Linked DNA regions of Mus musculus: regions 1 and 3 are each linked to region 2. A link is a loop called in an ENCODE intact Hi-C map of the cell type or tissue named here. Cell type or tissue: left cerebral cortex. All regions are shown on one strand.

Region 1 (8,000 bases), 350 kb before region 2:
AAGCTCGCTTTTGACTTGGTCCTATGAGCTGAGCCAACATGGCGTCTCCCATTGCACCGCGAGCGCCGGCTGCCAGGCACCGCACGGCCGAGTAATAGAAAACACATTGGTTACCAAAAAGGAAGAAAAAAAAGGGGGGGGGGGTAGGGGGAGGACTAAGGGCCATTCGGTCTGGAGGAAGAAATCCCTCTTTTAAACTCTGGCTGGCAAGTGAGAGCAGCCCTCGATTATTGTGTAATTAAAGCAATAGCGTTTGCAGAGAAAATGTTGGTGACCCAAGACCCTAACCCCTCTTTTTTGACGCCCTCACCCCCCCTCCATATATTCTGGAGAGTTGATTTCATGCACCCTCTCCTTCAAGAATCAAATGCGAAGAATAAAAATCGGTATCCACAAACGATCTTAAGTGTTTGAATGGTATAGGGGGAGGGGGAGAAGCCAGTATTTACAGACCTGGGTCAGTTCCCCGCGCTCATTAAAGCAGACGCTGCACTGGGCTTCCAGCGGGCCGGGACCCGCTTGGAGGGGAAGGGGGAGAAGAGCTGAGAATCTCGCTTGACGTTCCTACAACTTGCTGCTTTACTCGTCAAAGTTGTGCGAAAGGTGGTTTGGATAGAGATTTGATAGAGATGTGACTGGTGGGTAGAACCTAAAAGAGGCCTAGGCCCGCTTCCATGAGGGTGGTCGCAGGGCCCAGTTCTGTGAGAGCTCTCCTAGGCCGAGCCCCTGGGTGGAGAGCATCTTCAGAAAGATAACCTCTTTCTCTAGTAGGTTTGAGAGCAGTCGAGACTGGCAGGAGCACAGATTGGCCTCCCAGAAAGTCTTCCCAGGCCTCTTCAGAGATGGGGACCCATCATCTCTAGTTAGATGGGGGAGATCATCGTCCCTGTCCAGTTCCAAACCTAGCCCGAGCCTGGGAAACCCTATCAACCACCTGGGTGGGGAGTGAGGTACTCTGAATTCCAGGCCCCGTCAAGATTTATTGAAGTTGGGTTTTAAAAAACGTGCTTCAGATGATTTTTCCCATTTTCTCGGATTTCAAAGGCTCCCCGCAGTGCGGCTGCCTAATTAATGGTGAAATTCAACTAAATCTAATTATGCAGTAATTTTAAAGCAGTTAGTGCTGGGCGTTGGTTTGTAATAGGACCCCGGTTTTTAAAAGTTTGTTGACTGTATTGGTTTAGGGGAAAGCTATCTTTTGTATGGTAAAGAAAGATGGGGAAGGGTTTTCCTGCTCCGAAGGGGAGGGCTCAGGACTGTTAGCCATCCCACCCTCATCCCTAAGTCCTATTCAGTCTCCTTTCTCTCTTCTCTTGTTTTCTCTTTCATGCTCGGGCTAAAAAGCTGAGTGAGGTGCTAACGCTTCAAGCAGCCCCAGTTTCCTGATGAAACAGGAAAGGGAGAATCTATCCTTTGGAGACACAAAGGGCCAGACTGGTATGGGCCCTCTTAGATGCATCCGTGCAAACTTGAAAACTGGGAAGGGACTCCCAACTCCTCTAATCCAGAACAGATTTCCTCCCCAGCATCCATTGTCATTAAGGCGCAAAGCTGACTCTTAGAGTTATAAATCTTATCGTCCTTCTGATAACGTACTTGTAATAAGTTAGCGTCCCATTCAATGTGAATTGTAAAACTGCCTCACTTAATATGGCATCTGTGTCATTAAAACTCCCCCCCCCCCGCCCCGCCTAGTGACTTGCAGGTCTGCAGGTCTGGCTTTGGCGTTAACGGGGAGGTCCCTTACTACTGGGCTTCTGGGGTTGGGCAGAGGAGAGAAAAGGTGTCAGAGATAGGTTGCTGGATCCCACCTTGGGATTTTAGGTCTGGTGAGAGATGCCCAAAGGCAAAAAGGGCCTATGGGGGTGGTGTCCATCTCTCCAAGCCCCCCACCCCATTGGCCCCTGAAAATGACATTCCTTGAAAGAAACATGCTTGTGATTAGCTAAGCAAACACATGTGCTTTCGGAGTTGGTCCTTCGTTAATTAGCTGAACAAAGGGCCGTTTTGCTTTTTTACCTTTTGCTGGGAAGAGTGTGTTATTTCAGGAGTGTCGCGGGCTCTCCTCTTTTCAATTGCAGCCACGACGTTAATTTTATTGGGATTACTGATGGGAAATGAGGTGGCGCAGGCTTCCGAGAGGAAAAGCTTGATCATTACTCCCTTTGGAACTATATTTTTCCACCCAACCTCCTGCTCGTGAGGAGGGGGTTGGGGGCGAACTGCACAGCAAGTTCGGAGCAATTGGAATCAGGCTCGCGGTACGTTGATCTCGGGTGACAGAGCGTGTGTTGAAGCTGAACTCTATAATTTGCGCTTCTGTTCCTTTATTAGGCCTGGACAACGAACTAATGAGCTTTGGCCCAGTACAATGTCACTTGTATTTATTTTCTTATGGCAACTTTGAGATAGCGGAAGTGCTCCTTACCAGGAGCCAGGAAGGGCCGAGAGTTCGGTCCACTACGATGGGGATGGGGTCGGCAGCGTGTCCCCAGGGAGTGAGAACAAGCTGAGAGCCATCACAAGGCTGTCGGAGTAGAGGCACTGAGCTGTTAGGGACAGGGCTCTCTAGAAAGCGTTAGGCCCTATAATGTCTTGGGCACCCCTTCAGGCTCAGCATTCTGAGTGGAAGTGTGTGTGTGGGGGGGGGGGCTAGCCCAGGACAAGTTCTCAGTTAAGAGAACTCTCAGTTAAGAGAGTCCGAGGCTTATAGAGGGTATCCAGAGTTCGTTTTGGTGATGGACAGAGAAGGAATCCTGCCTTCCAACTTGCCAGGTCTAAGAGCCCTCTAAGCCTGCGGGGATACCCTGCTGGATGGTAGAAACATCTGCTTATACTGCAAAAGGCCTGGCCTAGCTCTGTACTTATTTTATTGGGAGATGTGAGGCAAAGGGTGTCCTAAACAGGGTCTTAGGCCTCTGAAGTTCGGTAAGTCCCTCCTATTTCTTCCTAGTTTAGCTGGAGAGATCTGATAGAAAGTGAAGAGAGGGTCGGAGGCAGCGTGGGCATCCCTTGTGCTCTGGCAGAGAGAATAGGAGACCCCCATGCGGGAATTGATGGGGACAAGGAAAGGGAAACCCCGACCTGCTAGTGGGGCGGATGCTTCCCTCTACAGCCTGAGACTTCCCGTGGCTCTCGCCTTGCGCCTAGCTTCGTCAGGCAAGCCTTGTTAATAACGCCCAGGCTCGATGGCCCCCGCCCTCCCCATCTCTCCACGCTTCATCCCTCTGCCTTACCACCCCCCTCCCCACCTCTTCCTTCCTTCCTGCAAATGGGTGTTAACGTGGGTCTTTATGTTCTGTCTATAACTAGGATGTAATCACGCGCCCCATGCCTCTCTCTAAAAGCATTTAATAAATGTCTATTAAAGCGCTACAAATGTAAGATGAATTTAGTGGCGCGGCTGCCTCCCTGAATCCAAACGGTAATGATGGATTTATCAACGGGGATTCGCCTTCAGCACAGCGAGGGAGGTTTACTCAGCAAATACGTCGGCGAGCACCCACCCAAATACAATCATTTGACCCCCTGCGGGCGTTAGCCGCTGTGTCCCTTCCCAAAGCTAGGCAGGCAGGTCAGGGTCGTCGGGGCCAACTCAGACCCAGGAGGACCAGAGGGGAGGTCTCATCCATCTCCTGGTGTCTAAATCCCTCCTCCTCTGTCAAAGGCCTTGGATCTTCCTCTCTTGGAGAGTGTGTAGGTACCTGGCCTACAGATTTACAGGTGGGGAGCAAAGGTTCTAAGGGCAGAATGAAGTGTGACATCACTGAGTGCTCCAGCATCCTTCTTGGTTTGGCAGAGATAGCGATTGCTCCTGAGTCTGCAATTGTGTAGCTTAAATGTTCTGGCTTTGACTAGATTCTCAAGGCCTGGGATGCTGTCTGACTGAGTTAGGGCACAGCTCTAGGACAGATGCCTCTGGTCTTCAGGCCTCCGGAGAGGCGAGTATGTCTATCCACCTTACCTCACACTCCTTAATCCCACTAAGACCAACCAGAGGTAGCCTTCAAGAGTGGGGCAAAACTTCTAGACCTTTTCCTCTAACCTGATCCTGTTCCTCACAACCTGACCCTGCCTTGTCCACCTGGTCATTTAAAGTTCTCTGGACCATGGATTTTCAGAAATTGGTTTGGGTTGTGATCTTTAACACCCACGGTCCCATGAACTACTATATTTTTATTCTTTTTCTTTTCTTTTCTTTTTGTCTTTTCTCTTCCTCCCCCACCCCCTTTTTTCCGAGGAGGGGTTAGTGCTGGCCTGTTCCATCAAGCCCAGTTCGCATTTGCGTTGGCTTCTGAATTCTCTTTCTTCTTTGGAAATTTCATTGAGATGTCTCTGTACTCCGCTTGTCAGTTATCTTTGTTCCTCTTAAATAAAGGGCTTTTAAATGGACTTATTGCTCCCAGCGTGGGTTCCTCTCTCTAAATGTTAGAAAATTGTGCCATCTACCCGCTATGCCGAGTACTGTCACACTTGGAGACCTTGGGGACCTCCGGACTGGCTTCAATGCTGCAGTGTCAGGGGCCGCTGCGGGCAGCAGGAGGAGGGGCGGCTCACGTGGATTTTTACAGCTCTCCGCCTGCAGCCAGCCCTCGTGGCCGCGACAGGGCATGGCCCGCGATGCGCGGAGCCTCCTGCTTTCTGGCGGCCAGGAACTTGGCTGCAGCGCTTGATCCCGGACCAAATCGCAGGCGTGGCGCCGGGGCTCTTCCCTTCTTCGTGAAGCTGTTGCCGGAGGAGGCACCTGGGTTGGCTTTAGACTGGGACAGCCACTATGGGTCACGGATAACAGAGGACAATGGGGCGAATAGGGCCTGTCCGGGAGGGGCAGAAGGAGGCTGTCGCAGCGCTGTTAAAGAGCTCTCGGCAACGGCAACGTCTGCATGGAGACTGAAGCCGGAGGAGAGCAAGAGCGGCTGAATGCCTTCCCACGGCTCTTGGCCAGAGAACTCCTGGCCCCGTAGTTGGGATACAACTTTCAAATTTGTTCTAGTCCTGTTCGAGAAAGGGCAGAACTTTCCTTAAGTGGAATGCGGTTTTGATGGAACGCTTCAGAACAAGTCAGGTGTATGGTGTGGGGTCTCCTCGCCATGACCCCTCCGGAGTAAAACACCACCCACAACCGCAGGTTATTTTGAATGAGTTAAAATGGATTAACAGTTTAAATTTTATTATGTAGCTACCCCTTTCAGATCTCCCCCCCCCCAATTTAACCCATTAGGGGTATTAGCTATGTTTTTTCCTTCCAAGTGTCAGTTGAGTATTTATGCTTTTGCAGAGGGGGAAAATCTTCGATACGGCGTATGGCTTTTATTACATGTTTCACACTGTTCAAGAAATGGAGTTTTAAGCAACATACAATTAAATCTATATTGCTGTTTGGAGGAGGGCCAAGGAACTCGGCAATCAATTAGTTTAGATCTTTTGATACTTGTTGCTAAAATACAAGTATAAAACTACAACCTTCAGGGCTAGCTGCTCCCCTCCTTTTAACAAGAAAGCAGGCTAGTTAGGAATGTCAGAAGGAATGGCAGTTGCTCTTGCCTCCAGTTTATCCTTTGAATTCTTCAGTGATACTCACAGATTTTTTTTTCTACTTCCTCCTTGCCTTCCCAACAGTTTCTTGTCTCCTGTTTTTAGCTTTGTTTTAGGATTTTGTTAATAAATTTACTTTTTAATTGTATTATTTACAAGTGACTTTTTCACTCATTACTTTCTTTTTCTTCTCCTGTAGCCTTACACCCAAGAAGGAAAACGGCTTAATATCTACCAAAGTACACTGTTTTCCCAACAAAGGCAAATTTTATTCTTTACAGCCAGTGCAGGGGGGGGGTCTCTCTTGTTTCTTTCTTTCTCTCTATCTCTCTCTCAAACAAAATAAAACAAAACAAACCCCACTATTTCATTAGTAATCATTTACATGGAGCAGAAACTGCTGCTTCTGTCAAAGTGTCACCATTTATGTCCCTGCCTGTCTCTGGGGCAGTCCCTTAGGCTATTGGTACTCTTTTTTGGCCTCCCTGCTTCGTGAGAATAAAGGAGTGAATATCTAGCCCAGAAGACAAAGAGGGGAGCCTATGGGGTCTCCATAGCCCATAAGTGGCTGCAAAGGCAGAGAGAGAGTTCTGGAAAGAGGGGTGCTGATATATTTTTAAAACCTTTCCCCTCAGCATGGTCTCAGCTCCCCCCATCCCCCACCCCCGCTTGTAGGGGTGGGGTCTAGGACAAAAAGTCCATCTCCACCTCTGTCCCCTTCACCAGCCAATGATAGCCAAACTATCACCTCCTCCAGCATGGGGTGTTTAGAATATCCCTTTCTTTCCAAAAAGGTTCAGAACCCGGTGAAGTGTCTGGGCAGAGTGGAGTGCCCCTAATAGCCTTCAGAAGTGTCACTTTTCTTCCCAGGAAGTGAAGACTCCGTGACAGGTGGGTCGTTTGCTTAGACCTAGGGCACAAGCCTGGCAGGTCACGGCTCCCTGCTCCAGTAGGCTCCCCACTGATATGACCATGAAAAAAACTTCTGCCCTAATTGCTAGAAGGTCTGGGAAACATTTTCTCTGCGCTAATTTTATATTTCCCCTTTCCCCCTTCCAACATTAAACATAATTTTGCGCTGTCAGTGTCACTAAGATTGCGGTTTGCTGATGTCTCTACTTGGAAACACGACCTCCTCGCCTCCAATAAGGAGTCACTGCCTCCCCATCAGGAACTTCTGGGGTTTTGTGACAACGCAGAGAAGAAAGGGAGGGGAGAGGGAGAGAATGAACAAGGTAGTAAAGACAGTCCGAGGTCCAAGATTCCAATGCCTCTTAGCCTGTGATGGAAGTAGAAATGTTCGGTTGTTAGCTTATTTGTTTAATAAAATCCATCCCCCCTCGTGTGTGTGTGTGTGTGTGTGTGTAAAACAGAGAACCACTTTTAAGAATTTCCTGTTGTATTCCAGTTTGTTTGTTTTTGTCCTCTCTCTTCATCGGCTGTCTCTCTTCTTTACCAACACCACCTGGACCCACTAAGTTCCTCTGGCCAGGCAGAAATTCTCTGACCCAGTGGTAGTGCTCCTAGACATAAAAATCCATTTTGTTCCTTACGTGGTTTCACTGAGGGCCTGTTCTCTGAATCCTTTGGTGACTGACTAGAGCCGAAAGGATAAAGTGACTCGGAATTTCCTTGGCTTTGTGCATCCCACCATCCAGGAAAAGGCACTGAGCTAGAACACAGACAGGTTTGGTTTGCTCTCCGCTCTGCTCTGGACTGCAGGACTGGTAGCTGTGTACTTGTTTTTCTTTTCATTGCAAAGAGCTGCTAGTTGCTCTCTGCTGTCTGTATCAGTAACTCAGAGCTACTTTGTACCAAGGCTGGTGGGTTTCAGAGTGATTATCTCATTTCCCTGGTGCAGAGAGAAGCTGCTGGCAGCCCCTGGGTCAGACTTTCAGTGGAGAGCCCATGTCAGGGACCCAACCCGAAGGTTAATTTCCTCTCATTAGCATCTCCATAGTCTGCTCGGATTCGGGCTGTTTGCTGTTTTCTCTAAGCTTAGCATTACTGGTATATTCATATTCATATTCTCTCTCTCCCTCCCTCCTCCCCCTCTCCCTTCCTCCCCACCACCAACTCCATTTCCTGAAAACCCATTTCATCAGTTTCCAACCAATTTGCCTATTTTTATCCAGGAGCCACCTTCCACTGTCCATCTTTCTTCACCATACACATTATTTACAAACATATTCTGGTTGATCTGAGCTAGGTCCTTCTCCCCTTTTCTACTTTCCCTCCCTCCTCCCTCCCTTCTTTCAATAATTGCTAGGAGAAGCCAAACATACAAAATGGCAAAGTGGTGGGGTGGAGATGGTCCTTGCTCCCTGGGGAGAAGCTGGAGATTCGTAGCCACAGTAAAGATGACGAAGGAAGAGGTGCGTGTGGTGTAAGTGAATGAGCCTGTTTACGGCGCCTCTTCCCTGTGTCTCTTCCTTGTGTCGTTTGATCGTTTGAAGGCTTCTCTG
Region 2 (8,000 bases):
TTTATCGTTCTACTTGGTACACAGTGACCTTGAGCAGAATGCATACCGATTGCTCCTGTACACACTCCAGAACTTTCTTCCACAGCTGTTATCTCAAACCAGGAATCAAGGGTAGTTGCTCCTCCCCCTACCCCCATGGGTCTAATTCTACAGATTGGCCTGGTGCTCACTAAGTAACCTAAGCTACATAGCCTAGGAAGATCAAACAATCTCCCTGCTTCAACCTGAATTCTTACAGGTGTGTCAGCATGACACATTAACAGATGCCAGATATGAAATATACTTTTGTTTTTCAAAAGTTTTTCGAGACAGGTTTTCCTCTGTGTAGCCCTGGATATCCTGGAACTTACTCTTTAGACCAGGGTGGCCTCAAACTCAGAGATACACCTGCCTCTGAGTGCTGGGATTAAAGGTATGAGCTGCCACCACCTGAATCTTAAATATATTTATGAGATTAATGTTCTCAAAATTAAAGACCAAATAGATCTTAAAATGTTAGTTAGTTCTATGAATGGAGAATAATATATATAGCAAGAAACCATTGAAACCTAACATTTCCATAATTTAGAGGGTTTTTTTTTTTGGTTTTTGCTTTTTTTGTTTTTATGTGGCTTGACTAAGGACAGCTAATCTGACTTTCTTCTTTTATTATATTTATATTATCTAAAACAATTTTAAAATTTAAATTGATTTTGATGATGTTCTTCCTCACCCCCAAGTCCTTCACAATTTCTTCCCTAACCCAAACAAAAGCTCAATACCAAGAAAACAAACTAAAACAACACCCAAATAGAAAAACAAATAAAAAGTAGCAAACAAACAAACACGCCCAAACAGAAAGACAACACCAAATATAAGCACATAAAAAACTGTTGAGTCCATTATGTGTCTGTCAACTACTCCTGAACATGAAGTCTAGCCTGGAGTGGTTGATACCCAGTGTTATGCCACTGGGAAGACTAGTCTTTCCTCCCCCAATAGATAGGTATAATGATAGTTTAGTTGTTAACTTTTACCCTAATGGCTATGTTTTCATTCATTCATTCATTCATTCATTCACTTGTTCATTCATTCATTTGAAAAACAACAAAATAAAATATATAATAAGATAAAACAGAAGTATCACATCTATTCTCTTTAGAACAAACCAAAAGAAGGAAAAGAATCCAAGACAAGGCATAAGAACCAGAGACCCACTTTTTTGCACTCTAAGGAATCCCATATCAGAAACTAAACTGGAAGCCATGATGTACAGGCTGAGGACCTGATGCAGACCCTGGTGGGTCCATATATGCTGTCACAGTGTACGTGAGTCGTTAATGTGACTTTCAAGGGGGATAAAGTCTGAAAGGAAACAAAGATGATAGACGCTGGCATTGATTTCCACTTATACCCAGCATTTACAACAGGAAAACACCAAGGGGTGCATCCTAGCTGTGAGAGAATCTGCAAACCCAGTGAATAAATTCAATCCCAGCAGGAGCAGAAGAGGAAACATCTCTGCTTCTCTCAAGGGCACTGCTTCACACAGCTTCTACACAGAGCTTTCTGCTGGATTTCCCCAACGGGAGGCCACCTGTAAGAACATGTGACCTTTAGCCTTTGGCTGCTTGGTACCATCCCACATAGTCAAGCATCCATGGCACACTATATTCTGTGTGCCACTAAGTCAGAGATGGCTTTTCTGAAGTGCACACCTGTCCATTAGGAGTGGCAACCAGGCTCTCAACTCATTTCACATAGGATTCTGCAGAGTGGTGGACGGTAATGACTTTGGAGTGTTTTGTCTTTGACAATAAGCTGGAATCTTGACTATGCAATTGACTGCAACTACATAAATTGCTATTTGGAATGAATCTTAATATATACACTTGTGTATATGAATACAGCTAGCTGCACTTTCCCCATACGATCATGGTTGTTAACATCCTACCCATTTTAAGTGAGCAAATTTGAATAAAATGGCTGCGTAATACATTCCGTGTTAACATCGGCAATTTAAAAAGCCCAAGGATTAAAAGTTAATTCCATCCTTTTAATTCAAGGGACATATAAATGGCATTCTGGGTAGAGCCAACTCCTCTTTTATCCGTCCTTTCATGCTGCCTCCTCACTAATTCTTGGTTGTTCAAATGCTACCTACATAATAAAAGCCTTGAGTTAATTTACTAAGATTTTACACCAGTGCAAATGAAAGAAAGGAAAGTGCTAAACAAGGCAATTAGCACTCTGTTTAGTGCACTCCCAAAATAAATGTAGGCAATTTACAATTTGGCAAATGGTACTCTATCCAGATCCAACTCATTTATGCCTAAGGGGGTGGTACAGTTCATTAGGGGGAAAAAGTGTTTATATATATTATGCTATTGAGGCCCAACCCATTTTGTTCTTCAGCAACAGATGTGACTCCTCCCGAGGTTTATTAGTGTGTCTTGCAGAAAAATGCCAAACTATTATGCTTTACAAATAAATGGTCCAAAAAAGAATGCCTTTTACCATCGAGTCCTCAGTAGCTGGCTTTTTACAAGATGGGGGTGTGTACCAGTGGGCAGGAGATGATTTAAGACATTTATAGTGATGGGGTGGGGCCTTGCTCATAGCTGGAAGCATGCATTTCGGTCTGATTCCAGTTGCTGGGATCTGCTGGAAGTGTGCACTTGAAGTACTGCTGACTTTCTTAATTGACAGGGAGGTTGCTCCAAGCCTTTCATGTTTATTCTTGTAAGCCTCTTATTAGCGCAAAAATAATAGATGTTGTTAATGCGGAAGCACAACCGACATTAATATTTAAGATGCTGGAATGATAAAGGTTAAACATGTGTTTATATTGCATTTGAACAAAGAGCTTTACAAAATAGTTTGGAAACATCATGATGGTCCAAACTTGTTTCACCCCACTTTGAGGCTCTCCTTCTTTGGGATTTACTCTTTATTTTAGGAAGATGTAGTTCTCCAAGGCCACACTCAGAGACCATTCTCCTCCGGAATTTGTAATCCTATTGGAAGGGATTTTTTTTTTTTTTATGGCATCTACATAAGGCAGGTGCAATAAAACCACCAGCCTCTCTTTCATTGTTTATTTCTGAGTCTGCATAGTTCCATTCAGTGGGGAGGGGGAAAAAAAAAAGACAAGGCAAAGTAAAAGCATTCTTTTGTGCCCTCTAGCTGCTAGAAGCACAAATAGAAAATACAGTTCTCTCTTGACTAAATTCACCTAATCTAATATGGGGGGCGGGGGAGAGGGAAAACACATTTACTATGAACTAAATCTCCTTTTTCTTTACATAAGTAAAGATATCCAGGTAAATAAAAGTTTACCACCTTGGATTCACTGTGCCTTCATTTGCATGAGACAAAGCAAAGTAATAATTCATGAGGGGCTCTCAGAAAATTAAACTGGGATATCACTTTGGTGGAGCAGCTAATGAATATGACACACACAGTTTGAACTGGCCATTGCTTTGAGTATTGATCACTGTTTTTCATTTTTTAATGGACAAGGAGTAGGAATCTCAGTGACTTTTGTTTGTTTTAGGGACATTGCAAGTGCTTTTGGCATCTTGAGGAAGCTAGGAAAGGGTATGCAGGCTAATGAAGATGAACAGGCCCTGAGGGCTTCCTGGATATGGAGTCATTCTCTTTCAGGTCCCCACTAAAGAAAATGTTGATTTGGGGGAAGATACTCTTAATAGCAGTTGGAGTTACAGTCCTTTGTATCCAGGCTATAGCTCAAAAGAAGAAGAAGAACAATAATAACAACAAATGTGTGTGATGTGACTCTCTTACAATGCAGAGAATATTCTGTGTAGGTGAATAGAATTATTGGAAGATTTCACAGAGGAATACCCGGAAACCTGGAATGCCTACTTTGCTGCACAATTCATGTGTGAGGAGGGAAAGTCTCACAACTTGGAGCGAATCAGTCGTTCCAGATTGTGTGTATGTAAGAGAGAGAGAGTTTGAAATGTGCAGAATTTAAACACAACAATACTGCTATCCAGGTTTCTGAAGAAAATGGTTCCAGAAGTGCCGGGCATTCTCTGTGCATCCTGGAGAGAGTGAGTGCATAGGGGGAGGGGTGCCTGGGGGCGAGAAGGAAGTTGAGCTGTTTAATGATTCAAGGGGATCTACGAGAATACTCTTCCCCCACTTCCTTCCCTGAAGTGAAGGCACAGTTCAGAGGACTCAGTTGAGGAGCCTCACAGCCATTCCCAGCAATTCCCGGGACGTGGTGAGTTCATCCGAAAGGGCTCTGTCTCAACAGATGTTCTAAGTGGCGCCTCCTGAGCCGCTCCTGTGTGGTGGAGAAATACAGAAATCAAGCTAAATCAAATTAGGCAGCGGAGTAAGAAAATAAAGGTCAGGTCCACCAGCAACCGACGAAACAGCCTAAGCCAATATGGCCATCTTCAGTCAGGAACTAATTAAGGGCTGATTGTCCTTCTCGGCGAAACCTCAAAAATGCATGGTGGTGAATTATTAAAAACAACAACAAAAATAATGCAAAATCCCCGCTCTCTGCAGTATGCCAGATGAAAAGATAAGGAGACATAATATCCAACGGCACCGTGCCTCTCGGACACAGATAGTCCCTAAATCCCCAGCTCTCTTTGTTTTGATTACATTTTTTTTTTCATCCTTGAAGGGAGCAGGGAGGAAGCCCTGAGCCTGTCTTGTGTTCCAGCTCCCTTACCTTTGTCTGCCCGTCTCAGCTGGTATTTAATTGGTCAGCAATAGGAGGGAAGTCTCCTTTGAGGTAATGAATATTGACTGTTTATGTTGAAATGTCACTGTGAAAAGAAAGCCCAGCACCAAAGAAGGAGAACCCAGTGTGAGCCTCCGACACAAAGGAGGCATGGGAGAAACCAGGCACTGAAAAGCAAAGCCGCTGAAATTCAAAGAACGCACCAAGTAGAAATGGCCCACATGTGTGGGAATTTTAAGTTAGCTGTTGGCAGGTGAAAAAGTCATTATTGTTACCTGTTAGAATCCAGTGTAATTTCATGTTTCCTCCAAAACGGCCTTAGAGGCCACAATTCATGGGAATGCTTTCATTCAGAAACCATGCTCTTCTTTCAGGGAGTAATTTCCACTTGGTGAGAATGAGGTAACCCTCACCAGCCCTGGTAACAAAATTCTAACTGGTAGGAAGAGGGAGAACACGCTGCTGCTACTGTACAGAGACTGCCAGGTTCGCCTTGCTAGCTTGTGCATTTTCAAACAGATCCACTGGACTGTTGAAGTTTCTGTGGTGGCAATTAGAGATTTTCAGGTAAACAAGAAATGCAAAGGAACACATTGTCACAGGCCAGGTCTAGTGTGCTAATGAGCTTTGCTGTGTTGAACACATTATTAGTTAATAATTTGGGATATTGCCTTCAGTGTTTCTTGGTCATTTGAAAGTGTCTGTGAGCTGAGAGCTGATAATGATTCCTTAACCCTTTCTGTTCTGTCCCTTGAACCTTGATTTAGGTTTGATTTTGTGGGTGAGCTTTGTCTTATTCAGCCATAATGGATTTTATGTCACTTCCTGAATTGGACTTTCCGTTTTTAATATTTTTTTCCCAGATGGTAATCAGCTGGATGGGTAATATCAGGAGAAAAACCTTAAAGAAAAAAATAGTCTAGCAGGCAGAGACTAGCCTATGGGATTTTTGAAACATGGGGAGAAACTTTGCTAAGTTTCTGATGTTTAGGAGGAATCTGTCGCACTCCTTTGGATTTCACAATATTTTGTAAGTGAATGGTAATCACAACATTACACATCTTGCATATTTATTATGAAAAGGAAACAGGACTGAACCAAATGTCTAACAACGGAAGGACTGCCACACTCATGGATTGTATAAAGAGGTTGGGAAATGAAAATAAACATCAAACTTAGGTTCCTGGTTCCCATCAATGGGGAGTTGTATTTACCGTTCACATGTTTCAGTTGACACGTTTGAACTGTATCATAACGAGAACTCCACCAGGATGAGTTTCTGAGACAAGAGCTCATTACCCTTTCTCTTTGGAGCCAAAATGCAGAAGAGTTTATTGTTTTTATCACCCAATCATTCAATTAGGTTGTTTTCTTTCTTTCTTTTCTTTCTTTCTTCTTCTTTATTTTTTTTTAAACCTTGATAAATAAAAGATGACATGTGCACTCACACCCTGGGTCAGGTTGGACAGCTAACCTGCGACACTCACCTACACTGAACTAACAAGGAGCACGCCCCACAGAGAGTGATGTTTCTTCATTAGCAAGCTCCATTTCACCTTTAAAAACCCTGGGCTTCCCGTTTGCCTTAAGTGAGATTGAGACGTCTTAGGTCTCTCAGTGACATTTAGGAATCCTCCAAGACAAAAAAAGGGGGGGGGGAGAAGTCATCACTTCTCCAGTTCACCTGCAAAGAAGATGTCATTAAAAGAGGGAACAAAATGAGACCCTGTCAACTTGTTAGGGCCCAAAAGGTAATTCTGCCATCAGCTCTGAAGAGGGAGGGTGATACACAATCCTATCATTACTGACACAGGAGAACCTGCCAGTGTCAAAGGTGCTGTCGTCAGAAAAGTTCAGGTGTTGCTAAATTCATTAATGTGTCATTTTGAAAGGAGATGATGTCATTCTGTTGTCTGTGGGGATAAAAACTGGAACCCACTTGCTCCTGTCAACACACTATCTTCTTAATTTCGTTTGTGCTGCCCCCTGTTTGCCATCTGTAAGAGGTTAAGGGCCACGGGCGATGACGTCTTAAAAGGCTACTAATATTTGACATATCATTTCAATCTGTCTTTTCATTGCCAACCACCCCTACCATCAAAAATATTCTATGTCGTTAAATCCGCACTACTTCTGGTAGTTTGCTTGCATGGATTTTGCTAATGAGAGTAGTAGAGGAGACATGGTTTTCATTATTAAAGATAAACACACTCACTTTCCCTTATGAGATTATGTGGTCCTATATAACAATAACAACTTTCAATAGGAATTCAACATTGAAATGTCCTGAGATTGAAGAGATTCTCCAAGTCTTCAGTGGCAAAGCCTTCCTTCACTAAATTTATTTTTTAAATTTAATTTTATAATTGATTTATCAAATAAATTTAATTGATAAATACTTCTACCATGAGCAGCATGCAAATGAATGTTATGCATTTGGTGTGATAAATGGTATGACTTAACATCTCACTGCTCAATCTATATGAAAAAGTATTAGATATTACGAAGAGACAAAATATTAAATTCATTTTGTGAACACCACAAAACACTTTTACCAATAATGAAGAATTTATTTTCCCCTAGATATTATAAGTGATGGTTTCCAAAGACAAGTCACACTCTAATAATATGAAATTTTAAACCTTAAGTATTTTAACAATGTAATAAATGTCTAATTGTCATGTTGATCATCTTATACCTTGATCCAATTGAATATTTGCTTATTAAATTCTTTTTCAAAGAAGGAGGTGGTGGGATTTTCAACCTTCTCCTAGAAAATTGCAAGAGGCAGAGGTTAAAGAAATGACAACTAACTTTTCTAAATAAAACTATCGACTACTTGTTATTAAAATTGCTTGCATATTCAACCAATTAATGTTCTAATGATTGAGATTCAGTTTTGTATATAAAAACATTGAACTTAGGAAGTATGCCATGTTATAGTTATCACATCTTTGTTAACTAAGAAACATAGTCTGTGTCACAGAAAGGGAAAAAAAATCTTTAAATAAGACTGTGTACAGTACTAGAAAACAAAGCCTTTTGTCAATCTTCTTCGTGTACCCTCAGATTATACACCTCACCTTCTCACCTAATTCTATCTCCTTCTTAGTACCCAGTTTACTATGCAGGTAAATCGAGTTTCTTGAGTTACAGAAAACAAATATTTTGTAGACAGATATTTTACTGAAGATAAATCTTGCCTTTTCCATTTCCCCATTTTAATTCAAAACTAATTTTCTGCCTCAAACAGTCAATTCTGCCTTAAAAAGGAATTGTTTCTTGGTACTAAGAA
Region 3 (8,000 bases), 170 kb before region 2:
GCAACAAGTGTCACTCAGCTCCAGGAGTCATTTCTGTATTAAGGATGTGAACTTGATTTTGTCTTTTTCTGAGAAAACTACTTTTTTTTTTTCATTAGAAATCTTTAACGTGCTTTCCCCCGACCCCCATTTTTTAATGGAACTGTGTATTCCTAAAGCAGTATCATTTACTATACTGGTTAAAATAATGCTTCTCCTATTTTTCTGTGCCCTCTTTGTGTGCATGACCTTGCTACCTGTTAGCATTTTGGTTTGGAACTTTTATTATCATTGGTTGTTTTCATTCCTTATCACTTTAATACATCATCCTGAGCTATTGTCAAGTCCAAGCTAAGCACTAATCACATATCCAGGCAGACAGGTTTCTTTTCTAGCTTGTTCTGTGAGAACAGGTAAGGACATGAACAAGTATATTATGGCCCCACTAGGTCAGCAGCTTCTGTTTGACATCTGTCAGACAGAAACAAGGAAGAAATGCTCTCATCAATTACAGGAGATCACTGAGAGCATTGGGAGTTGCAATGAGCAGGGAGCCTTCCTTTTTTTTTTCATTCAATGGATGCCATCTGTGTCTATTCGGAGGTACCAAGACCAAAAACACAACCCCAAACAATAAACAAACAAACAAACAAACAAACAAACAAAAAACCAAAAAGACTTGTACATGGTTATAAGCAAGCAAACAAGCAAGCAAGCAAGGAAGCAAGCAAGCAAGCAAGCACACAAACAGAAAATCCCCCAAACGAACAAAAACAAAGAAAACCAAAAAAATGTCTAAGCAAAGCTTTAAAAGCATACACTCCACTTCTTTAGTAGTGACATACAGGAAGCATTTATTAACTTCTAAGGCCATAGTTAGAAAGAAGCCTAATATACCGTGTTACAGCAAAACCCACACAGCATGATGCATTAAAGATCATCTGTGCTGGTCATTAATTAAATACCAACAGAATAGCAAAAAAAAATTTATAGTCAAATAGAATTTATTTTTATATTATCTTTCCAGAATCAAATTCTATTCCCTAAGCTCATTAAGGAAGTGAATGAGGGAAGGCCACTTTCCTTTAGGTGTGGAAGTTCTTACGAGAAATGACGTCGTGCTTCTGCTAATGAAAATGGTAAATTGCATAGTCAGTCTTCCTCTTTAATTTACATGATTTCTCTTAAATAAAATCATTTACTCAGTGACAGCAAACGCAACCAGCAGATGTTTGATTATTTGCTGAGGCAAGACAGTATATTAACTGATGGAAGTATCAATTGCAGTTATTAAAATAGATGCTACTTAGGAGAACTGTGGGATTCAGAAATAATTATTCATATAATTAGAAATTGGAAATGAGTCAACAGGAATTGTTTTGGCATAAAAAAGACATTTGAAATGACTTTAAGTGTGATCCTAATGAAGTCTTACCCAATGCTGATAACGTAAGCGGCACATGCCCTGTCTTAGTGCTAAGATCAATGCTTGGAAGCATAATGGATTTGGTACAAATAGATTGTGATAAATTACATGTATCCTATGGCAACAGTTTATCTGAACATCTTCAAGGCTGGATATACTTCAAAACTTAATTTTTCTCAATTAATATGTTTTCTACTTGTGTGGTCAAAATGTTGTCTATTAGCTGATGAGACTAGCATATAGACAGAGTGCATTTAGCATTTGCTTATTATAGGTGATTATGTAATTCTCCCCCTTGCCTTCCAAATGCAGCATAGAATAAAATATCAGCCTAAGTGTCATATGCTAAAGGAACTCAGAATAAATTATTACACAGTGTGAGGCTAGGAACTCCTCTGTGAACATATTGTATCAAGTGGTTATTTGGATCCAGCCCATCTGAAAGACTTGAAAACTGCAAAACTGCTTAAAACATACTAACTGAGAGAGAGAGAGAGAGAGAGAGAGAGAGAGAGAGAGAAAAAAGAAGCCACCACCACTGTGCCAACCTTGATACATTCAAACAGTTTTCTTCATCAAGTATTTTATATCCACATTAAACCAAGGCCAAGTAAGAAGGACTACAATGCTAAAATGCACACACACACACACACACACACACACACACAATTTTGTTAAACAAAGTCAAAATTAATGACAAGCAAATTCAACTTTTCTTTGTGTTTGATTTTCGGGCAGCCACATCCAAATATAAAAGAGCCATCAAAGAAAGATATTCATTAATTATTAACTCCCAACAACTTCAGAAAGCAGAGCCCTTAAACCTCCATTGACATCTTTCTGCCAGCCTCCTAATCTCTGCAAGTCTTTGGTAAGAGTTACATTATACACACAGCATGCCGCCGATCCTCCTTTTAACAACTGCGGCCACAGAGCTGTTCACTGCAGCCTGGAGGACCACACAAGAGAAACTATCATTTCTGCAAAGACATTTTAAAAGAAATCTTTGCAATCTCACATTCTGAGTTCCTGTACCTCTGTCACCTGCACAATAGTGTGTCAATAGTCTCATAGCAACATATGTGTGTTGAAGAAACTCATCCTTTTTTTTTTCCAGTTGAAGTACAGAAAGACTGATGTATTAAAATGTTGTACCACCCTATAGCATGACCAGCTCAATCTATTGATTATCCCCAGACTTGTATTTCCAAGATGGGGGGCGGGGGGGGGGAGGCATGCAGAGAAGTCACTTTGGTAAAATTTAAATATTTATCATGTTATGTAAGAAAGTGAGTTAATTTAGTTTTTCTCCATTATTATTAGTGTTTCATGGTTTTAAATCAAGGTTAACTGGCTTTCTGTTGGCAAGATGGTTTTGCCTATATGACAAACATTAAGTGAAATTTCAGACTGCTATCCTTTTAATATACGATCATGTTTACAATGACAAGTTCAGATGTGCATTCTGGACTTCTAAAATTCTCAGGCCAAAAATGCAAGGGAATAAAACGTTTGCTCATCTCCCCATTTGTAAACTGGCAACTGTTAGTTGATCATGGCCAACTAACTCACCAGTGTGCAGTATTCAGAATAAAACCTTCAGGGAGCGCGCCTCCTATCCTAATGGTAACCTGGTAGGAAGAGCAGTTAAAAACACCTTTGCATGAAGTTAATAAATGGCCATTATCTCAGGTTTTGAGCTTTTGAGATGACTTTCTATAGATGCAGATGCAGAGCAAAAAACAAAACAAAACAAAACAAAATAAAAGCAAACATCTATAGCATATGGCAGGAGGTGTCTTTCCCCCTACTTATAGGATGTTCTTCCCACATTGTAACTTCATTTCCCCTTTTCTCATTCTGTTTTCTAAAGCCAGGGCAGAGTACTGAGGCACAACTTGTGACCAAAAGAAGTGTGCAGGGATCAGGGATCCCTGTGGCTCCTGGGAAATGCCAGCACTTTTTTTTTTTTTAATGTCAAAGGAATCAATAGCAGTGAGAATTGGTAATAAACATTTATTAGCAGATCAAGCCAATTCATTATCAATCCTTCCACCTTTGAGTTACTCCCCATCTGACCCCCTGCCAGTCCTCCAGTTTACCTCTGTATTACAGAAACTAGGATGGCCAGAAATCAAAATGTTAACTTTCTAAAGGGATGGAGAGCAAACGGGCTGGTAAAAGTGGGACTCTGACGACTCACTCGCAAAGAAAGGTTTTATCTCTTTACTCTAACTGATTAAAGGCCTTGTATGGAGTTACGCAGGAGATCCTGCGGAATAATTAATGGCTGTTAGTTCCCCCCACTCACCCACCCCCCACCCTTTAAATGAAAGCTTAAATGGGGGGAAAATGGAATGTCAGTCAGAAGCTGGCTCGTACCAATCATAATAATTATAATCTATTAGAATTAAGCCATAATCATTAGAATTTCTTCTTTTCTCCTACCTTTGATGGCCTGTTTCGTCTGTTTCATTAAAAGCTGTGATTTTTTTTACAGATGCTCTTGATATTCCTATGTTTCTCATCAGAGTCTAAGGCATTCTAACGGGAGAAAATCGCTCTTTGCCTATGGAAATAGATGTTAATACCTTAGTTACTTGAAGCAAGCAACTTTTGCAATATGTGTTTCTGGTGTCCATAGTCCTCTCTATTTAGGCCCGTCCAGCATTTTCTTGTGTTCTGTTCCTGCCCAGCAGCTGGACCCTGACCTTCAAGTTTTTTTTTTTTGAAAAAGAGAGAGAGAGAAAAAAAGAATTCTTTTCAGATTGCAAGTTTCCCCCTTCTTACCCTCCCACTGACACCATCCTATTCAGAACTGGAGATAACTTTATTCATCTACACGTCATTGTATCAAATTCAATAGGCAAACTGCTTCAACAAGCGTCTGAGCTGCTGCGGACAGTGATGTCTTCATCCCTGCACCGTCCCCAACTGGCCCCCAGTGCAATTGGATTTTTACCACCGTCTTTTCAGGCATGAAATGAGCACAGTTTCAAAAAAAAAAATAATTTCAAACAAGTGTTTCATTACTCCTCTGGGCCACTCTAGATATATTTTCCCAGTAAATTTTTCAATTGGGTGGACTACATTAGCAGCAGGCTGCTCTCTTGTGATTCCACTCTACCTGCTGGGAAGGAAGGAGAGATCTGTTTATTCATCAAGTTTCTTAAACTGCAGAGATTTTGATGAAACGTGTTTGTGTTGCATCTGAGTGAGAAATTCAGACACAAACTGTAGGGAGTGATACCAAGGCATGGCTTTCACACGGGGTATTTATTGCCTTTAGGTTGCTGGACTCACAGAGAAATTCTGTGTTCAGAAAACAAAATACCAAGCCTGCCTCCTGATCGATTTGGGAAGAGTGGGAAAATCTTCTACCCCCGCCCCTCTCTTTTTCTCTCCCACCTCTCTGCTCTGCAACATGTTGGCACACTTTTCAGAGTTTGGGTTCGGACAAGAGGGAAAATAGAAGTTGCTTAAAGTCAGGAACATCAGATAAGTGTTTGATGTTGGACGTCCTTGCTACAAAAATCAGTCTACTGTCTTGAGCCAGGATGGCAGGGCATCAGATTAGTTTCCTGGGTGGGAATTGGCTTTCCCCTTCTGATCCCCCAAAAGGTAGTGAGTAAGCTTTAGTCAACAATATAGCCTTTTTATTTTCAAGGTGGATTGTTCTTTGAAATCTTCACAAGGATTCCTTTTAAAACAAAAGATCCTTTAGGATTCCGAGTTAAAAAAAAATCCAACCATAAAAATCTGGCCTCAAACAGTTCTGAACTCAGTCACGTATCCTTGTCCAGGCCTGAGACGTCCCCTCCCCCATATCAGAATGCAAAGCCTGAGAGCAAGTTGAATGATTAAAATTAAATAGAGCATCTAAAGTCCTTAAACCAGCCAGCTATTATAAAACATTCTAGATCCTGGAGATGGAAAGGGAGAAAGATCTTTTAAAAAGCAGACTTTTACCATTGAGTAGGCGTTTTTCTCTGCTAGCTTCTATATGTTTATGTAGCGAGTGTTACAGACATTTGGAAGGATTTGAGAGTTTCAAAAGAGAGAAGTTTATACATTAGTGCTGCAAGTTGCAAAACACTGTTGATATTCAAATGTTTATTGTGCAAAATCTGGGATAAGCTTGGGCATGAGGGCCCCTTTAAGTGCCTACAACCCTTGCTAATTCCCCTCAGCATTGAGGCGCGCACAAAGGCCTTAATCCAATTCCACTTTTTTTTCAGAAAGCCTATGCTATTTTCCCTCACATAAACTAACAACACTACCCCATCATGCTGCAGAGTGGGTCAAAGAAAGAGCCCTCGCTGTTTATACTTCAGCAACACCGTGTTTCTCAGGAAAGCATTGGGTGGGACTTGAAGTGCTTCCCCCAGACCCCAAGACATCTCTGTGGAGGCAGGGTGTTTCAGACACTAAGGTGGTAATTTTTAAGGACAGAGGAAAAATGTCCTGGGGGCCGGCAAACATTCATGCATCTGTTATCTGTGAAAAGAAATTGATTGATTTAGCCACATTCCTGAAGTTCTGATTTGAATGACACAAGTCAGGCTTCCTTTGATAAGAAAACACGCACATTTTGATAGGGCAGCGTTATTTTCTTTAGAGACTGTGTCTTCCCTCTCCTTTTCTATTTTACCCACGCCACCCCCACCCCTTGATGTTGGTCTTCCTAATTTCCTGAAAGAATTTCTTACAGTTACCTGAGGACACTCATTATTTTTTCTTTCAATCACTGATTCCTTTTTATCAAAATGAGAAGTTGAATCAGCACAAATTTCAGGCATCTATCGTTCCTTCTTTTTAAATATCCTTCCTTCCTTCCTTCCTTCCTTCCTTCCTTCCTTCCTTCCTTCCTTTCCTTCCTTCCTCCCTACTCTTCTCTTTCTTTCTTTCTTTCTTTCTTTCTTTCTTTCTTTCTTTCTTTCTTTCTTTCTTTCTTTCTTTCTTCCTTCCTTCCTTCCTTCCTTCCTTTCTTTCTTTCTTTCTTTCTTTCTTTTCTTTCTTTCTTCTTCCTTTTCTTCTTGCTTGCCTTCCTTCCTTCCTCCCTCCCTCCCTCCTCCCTCCCTCCATCCTTCCCTTCCTCCCTCCTTCCCTCCACTTCCTCTTTCTCCTCCTCTTCCTCCCCCTAAACCTCCTCTTCCTTCTTCTTGTGACTCTGAGTTTGGTGACAATTTCTAATTTAGGTGCAGATACTGCTACAAGACACTAACACCCGGGCTTAGCAGTGGAAGCTACACATTTGCCTCTGATTGTGAGGACACATGAGTGACTGATTACTTTAGTAATAAACTAAGTGAGAAGCACATTGGAAACAACCATGGTTCTATCCCAGTAGTACATTGCAGGGAGGGAGTGGAGAGCTCTTGAGTCGGGGTCAGAGCTGGACTTTGGCAATGGGTGTCAGCTAATATCAAAGCACATGGAATTCTGGATTCTGATTGGAGAGGAATCTGTCTTGTTTTATTGATTTCTACTCATGACATCAAACTGACGAAATATGCTTTTGCAATTTTTCAGTGTCTTTACTTTTCCATGAAGGCCATGAGAAGAGACTCTGATGATTCCTGTCAAGTGCTTGCTTTAGAACTGCGGCAGCACCTCATCGCCCTGGGACATTACACTCATAGGTACATTTCTATAAGAGAAAGCAAGAAAACAGTTGGATAGAGGGTTTTGTATATTTTAAAAACACTAATCTTTATAATGAGAGAAAGTTGTGAAACACTGTAAAATCAACTTTTTTTTTCCTCTGATTCTCAACATCGATCTGGATTTCTTCTGGAGCAGCAGTGTCTGGAATCCACTGTTTGCATATGCTGCTGCGCTAACCTCTGAGAGGCTGTGAAGACAGGATTTTCTGTAATTAGTTTGTATAAGAAGAAAAGAAAGTCAATGGTCTCTCAGAAATTAATTATGTTTTAATGTCTGTACACCTGGACGGTAGTGCACGGATGTGTGCGACCCTATTGCTTGGGAAGGATCAGGAATTTGAGGACAGTATGGACTGCAGGAAGAGATTGAGTCAAAAACTAATGAATAAACAAACGAATGCAACAAAAGGTTGGGGACAGGGCTCAGCGGGTATGAGCCATTGTTCTGTAAGCATCAGAACCTGAGTTCGAATCCCCAGCACACACAACAAAGGCCATGACATGGCTGTACAGGCCTGGAATCCAAGTTTGGGGGCAGTTACAAGGAGATGCTGAGAGCTCACTGGCTAACAGCCAGCCAGCCTAGCCTAAACAGTAAGTTTCTAGTTCGGTGAGAAACCCTGATAGTAAATATTGTAAATACAAAATAAAACAAACCATGATAATAACTGGAGAGCCATTAAGAAAAACACTTAATGTTTTGCCCTGGCGTCTCCATATGCTGGTACAGGCACCTGTATCCACATACTTCTGTAAATGTGCCACAAACACATGGCTACTTCCCCCACCAACTCGTGAAAAGTCTAGTAGGAACACACACACACACACACACACACGTAAAAATACCGACAGCTAGTAAAAACAAAAGTTTGCATGAAATAGCTTAATGAGGAGTAATTCAGACCTCCGGAAGCAGGGCGAATCCCACT

Evidence for each region. Peaks named below come from ENCODE experiments on the same cell type or tissue, not always from the same donor. Only the 100,000 strongest peaks of a DNase experiment are listed, where the experiment ranks them.
Region 1: it touches region 2 in a loop (4-fold over the local background); 6 of 42 quality-filtered maps call a loop at or near these places.
Region 3: it touches region 2 in a loop (4-fold over the local background); 3 of 42 quality-filtered maps call a loop at or near these places.

Annotation. Positions count from the first base shown.
Region 1 is chr7:70,342,932-70,350,931 of GRCm38, reverse strand. No RefSeq gene overlaps it. Among named protein-coding and RNA genes, the nearest start is that of Gm29683, 9.1 kb to the right of the region's middle. In left cerebral cortex, a CTCF peak has its summit at 4,478; DNase peaks (open chromatin) are centred at 730, 1,343 and 4,501; H3K4me3 peaks cover 938 bases; H3K27ac peaks cover 888 bases.
Region 2 is chr7:69,989,315-69,997,314 of GRCm38, reverse strand. No RefSeq gene overlaps it. Among named protein-coding and RNA genes, the nearest start is that of Gm24120, 35 kb to the right of the region's middle. In left cerebral cortex, no CTCF peak of the experiment used is centred here; DNase peaks (open chromatin) are centred at 4,211 and 4,836.
Region 3 is chr7:70,162,593-70,170,592 of GRCm38, reverse strand. No RefSeq gene overlaps it. Among named protein-coding and RNA genes, the nearest start is that of Gm35271, 36 kb to the left of the region's middle. In left cerebral cortex, no CTCF peak of the experiment used is centred here; no DNase peak of the experiment used is centred here.